2 separate regions of the Homo sapiens genome follow, and region 1 is linked to region 2. A link is an interaction called in ENCODE POLR2A ChIA-PET data of the cell type or tissue named here. Cell type or tissue: PC-3. All regions are shown on one strand.

Region 1 (2,500 bases), 130 kb after region 2:
AGACGAATGTTAGCCAAGGATCGGAGGCATTGCATCCCTTTGTTTCTGCCCAATTCCCAAGCTTGCTCCTCCAGCTACCCTAGTGGTTCTCTGAGCCAACTAATACAGTTTCAATAATTTCCTTTTATGCTTACAGTCCTTTCTATTGCAACTAACAAACTCAAAAGATCCAGGAACTCTTTGGTGGTTCATAAATGCTTCTGGCTTTAGCTATTTGTGCCACCAGTGTGCATGATTTACATGAGTCCAGTTGATAAAATATCTCATTCACTGGTGAGTCAAGGGTTAGTACATTCTACATTATTAGAGGAATTTTTCTAGGCCGATTATTTGCCATACAAGCTTCATTAGGGCAGGTTTTCTTGCTTTAAATCACATTCTTCTACACACAGTGCCTGGTATATAATAAGTATTCAATAAATACTTGCCGAGTGCTGAGTGGACTAATAAATAACTTTTTTTAAATCCAAGAGACTATTAACTAATTTTTACTATGTCAAACTGGTACTGTTAAGATAACCCTACACAAACAAGAGGACAAATTAGATGGGTTTTAGAGAGCCTCTTCCTACATGTGATCTGATGATGAACCTACTCAGAGCAAAGCTTGCTGATATTCTAGCAACTGGTTCAATTCAACAAATCTTTATTGATCTTTATTGATCCTTTCCTGGAGGTGCTCACAGTCAAGTTGGGGTTCTTTCATTTGCTTTCTGTGACTCCTAGCCAAACTCTTAATCACTGTGATTCTGAGTTTCCTCATTGATAAAATGGTGATGATAATTTTTCCTTAAAGGGTTGTTACCAAAATCAGAATGTTAACAATGCCCATTTCTTTTTGACTTTATTATTCCTGTTTCTACTTGCAGAATCTTCTCCTGAATTTAGTTCAAAATACTCTGCATTATGCACTGAGTGAGTCACAGTCACTGTGGTTACAAATGTGGAAAAGGCATGTATGTACTCTCAAGGAATTTACAATGTCACCAAGGAGATAGATGGGCCAAGGGATCAGTAATTGTGGTTATGGCAGTGATGGAACCAAACACAGGTACTGCTAAGAAAGTGCAAAAGAAAGGCCATTAATGTCAGGAGAGGAGGCCATTGTGGAGGACTCCTGGAGGAGATATCCAGTCACAGAGAAGGAAAGCCAAGGAAAAGAGAAAGAAATGGACCTCCAAGAAAAATGAACTTCATGAGCAAAGGCAAACCGGGATAACAGCATTTCAGTGTTTCTAGAAGGTGAAGTTCAAGATGGGATTGGAAGGAAACCAAGTCCGCAAAGGGAGATGGGTCAGATCATGGACGACCATATATGTTAGATAAGAAACATGGGACTGAGGGTAATAGGGAACGCTAGGGGATTGTACACAGGTAGGCACTTTCGAGACCTCAGTTTGGCTACAGGATGGGAGATAAATATGGGACAAAGGCCAATTAGGAGGTTATCATCCTGATCTAGGGGACTATTGTGATAGCCCAAACTGGGAAAATGGTGGAAGAAATGGGATGAAGAAAAGCAATATTCTAAATATTCTAAGCAATATTTAGAAGACATTAAGCATGTTGTAAAAAGGTGTATTCATCTCCTCGGGGTTCACCTGTGTTCTTTTTCCTAAATATTGTCATGGTCTGAAGAGGTTGAATGGATGTATGATAAACAGTCACACATATTCCCCACCCGTCTTCAAATGGGATGGAATTACAGCCTATCAGATACTATGTCCAGCACCAGGTTGTGATAGCATGGGTCCAAACCATCTTTCATCTCCATTCAAAGGTCACAGAAGTAATGGAAAGGCCTCTAATATTTTTTCATGTCAGGTAACATTTTTGGCATGGTGTGAGTTATTCATCTTTCTGGAATTCCTTGTAAAATATTTTACATCCTTCAGACAATCCTATTCAGAAGTTCAAATGAATCTTTAGCTAGGATTTCTTTTCTTCTTTTCACTGGACAGCCTGTATACATTAAAATCAAATAGGAAGAAAGAAGCAAGAAGGATATTCAGGTAAACACATGATAACACTGGCCAAAAATGTGGGGAATGGCTGCCCTATTCTGTCAAATAGAAATGAGGCCAGACAGCTATTTCACTGGGATTTACAGTTCCCACCCCCAAGCAAATCTAATCTCATCCTTGTGTTCACAGGCTAGGCCAGCAGGGCAATAGCCTAAATTCAGAGCCCAGAGATGCAGATATGCTGGCTCCGTTCCCAGGAGGCCAGTCAGGATGAGAATCAATATTTCAATAGCTCGGGATTAGGAAACACATTTATCAAATCTTGTCCATTAGGGAAACAAATATTAAAACCACAAGACATTCTGTGTCATGCACAGACTGATAGAGAAGAAATGTTTGGCTCAGCTGCAGAAATATACCCATTATTCTTGAATTCTTTGGACTGGTATAAATCGTGTAAAAAAATCATCAGAGTAAGACTGAGGCTGCTTAGGGGATTGCCATAAATAACATCTTAAAGTCCCCCATGAGCCGCT
Region 2 (2,500 bases):
TATTCTATTAAACATGTTTTCATGGAGGGATCATATAGCATGCAATTATTTTGCAGTTACCTTTCAGCCCCTTGCTATGTAATTATTCATTTAGTTATGTGTGCTTTACAAATTCGCAGCCCCAAAGAGCTAAAAAAAAAAAAAATTACACAGAAAATGGTGATTATCCTTAGAGTTACATGGTTTCTCAAAGCATTTAATTTGCCATTTAATTTGTTAGGTCTGAATTCATATCACGACCTCATGGTAATCATGTGCTTACAGAGGGACTTCCATGGATGTTGGGGCCTCAAAATATTGTGGGAAAGCACTTAGGAACAGGTGCAAATCCAAAATGGTGAGTGCTATGTGTTCATACACACTCCTGGCTTATACAGGGATAGCAGTAAATATTGTTGGATGCATGCATGTGTATTCACATGCACACATAAACATACACCTGCAGGTGCCTTAGGTCTCCTAAAGACTGGTCCACTTCCCAAGGGTGAGGAAACCTTTTACCCAGTCAATCAAAGGCCGCTCCACTTACAAAGCCACCCACATGTGTTAGATTTATTTGATGGTCAAGGGAAGAGAAACATAAACATCTCAACTTCCTTTTAAAATCAAGAACAACAAACTAAAAATATTGCCATTAAATACAAGAAGTAAAAGCACCCAGTTTGGGAGGGACAGCAGGAAGCACACAGAGGACTACCTCAGATCTTTAAACACCAGAGGACTCCGCCTTTAATCTGCCTTGAATGTATAGGTATTATAAAAGGATACGGACGGCTTCTAGAGCAGGGCAGAATAATCTGCTACTTGAGTCCAAATTGTGGTGTCTTGAAGCCAGCTCCTACTGGCTTATGAGAGCTAATTGTTAAATACCCAGCAATTTTGCAAACAGGTTGTTAAGCTGTTGCAATCTTGAAATCAGCCATGATGGGAGTGTTTACACCACAGATACTGGCAAACACTACAAGTCAGGTCTCCCTCCAACCCCCACCCCAGAGAGCCAATTTACCAGCACACCAACAAATTCAAATATTATTAAGGAACACTTTAATGAAAAAGCCCAATTTTCTGATAATTCTTATGGGACAGAGTCTCTCTACTCACCAACTCTTAGACTTTAAACCTTCCCCTGAGTGATTCCAAGTCTAATTTCTATTTTTTCCTTCTTTCTGTAAGATCTTCCAATCCCCTTGGAGCCTATCACAACTAAACACTAATTTGAAAGATGCCCATATTTGAATATTAATGGTTAAGAGGGCAAGATTTGAATTTGAATCTAGATTAGACACGTCTGGGTTTGAATCCAGCAGCCTGCATTCACCAGATGTGTAATTTAAACAGCATGCACTCCACATGCTTTTTTTTTTTTTTTTTTTTTTTTTTTTCTGAAAAGGGCATCATAATACTACCTACTGGAGTTCTTGTGGGAATAATAGTAATATTTCCTTTACAGGGTTGTTGTAGGGATTAGATGAGTTATTACATGTAATGCACTTGGAACTCTGGCTACAGAAAGCTATATGAATGGTAACTATGTGATGTGATAGATATGTTAATTAGCTTGATTGTGGCAATCATTTTACAATGTATATGTATATAAAAACATCATGGACTGGGTGCGGTGGCTCATGCCTGTAATCCTAGCACTTTGGGAGGCTGAGGCCGGTGGATCACCTGAGATAAGGAGTTCAAGACCAGCCTAGCCAACATGGTGAAACCCCATCTCTACTAAAAATACAAAACTTAGCTGGGAGTGGTGGCGGGCACCCGTAATCCCAGCTACTTGGGAAGCTGAGGCAGGAGAATCGCTTGAACCCAGGAAGCGGAAGTTGCGGTGATCCAAGATCGCACCATTGCACTCCAGCCTGAACGACAAGAGTGAAACTCCATCTCAAAAAGCCAAAACAAAACAAAACATCATGTCATATACCTTAAATATACAAAAGTTTTATTTGTCAATTATATCTTATTAACTTTGGGAAAAAGGAGAAAGTCCTATCCATGTACTTATAATTGAATGTATTAATATGATTGGCAAGATTAAGATACCATGTGTACCTAGGACATTGTAGACACTCAGCAAATGGTAATTGTTTCTATTCCTCTTCTTGCAGTTCTCTGTTATACAGAATTCATATTTGGGCTCAAACACATTTTCTGCAGGAGCTGGAAGGCTGATGTCTCCTGGGCCATAGCCCAGCCATTTGTCACACCTGATGCCATTTTTGGAAGTAGACCTTTCGCTCTGAAAATGAACAAGCCCAAAGTGGCTGGGCCAGGAGACCCACACTGCAGAAGGAGACAGGGCAAGGAGAGCAGCATGCTCTTCCCTTTCTTTGAACTTACAGAACTTATTGCCTGGAACTCTGGGTCTGTAATAACTGTTTCTGACTTTACTCTGTATTCTCTTTTACAGGGGATTGTATTTGAACCTTGGGTACCACGGTGATAACGTTATTCTCTTTTTGTGCTTTTGTGGCTGGGCCGGGATGGGTGGAAGTTA

What was found. ChIA-PET counts read pairs that join two places held together with the same protein. Peaks named below come from ENCODE experiments on the same cell type or tissue, not always from the same donor. Only the 100,000 strongest peaks of a DNase experiment are listed, where the experiment ranks them.
Region 1: POLR2A ChIA-PET joins it to region 2 with 5 read pairs; 2 of 35 experiments call an interaction of 5 or more read pairs at or near these places.

Annotation. Positions count from the first base shown.
Region 1 is chr6:21,394,969-21,397,468 of GRCh38, reverse strand. No RefSeq gene overlaps it. Among named protein-coding and RNA genes, the nearest start is that of LINC00581, 120 kb to the left of the region's middle. In PC-3, no CTCF peak of the experiment used is centred here; a DNase peak (open chromatin) is centred at 958.
Region 2 is chr6:21,529,834-21,532,333 of GRCh38, reverse strand. No RefSeq gene overlaps it. Among named protein-coding and RNA genes, the nearest start is that of LINC00581, 19 kb to the right of the region's middle. In PC-3, no CTCF peak of the experiment used is centred here; no DNase peak of the experiment used is centred here.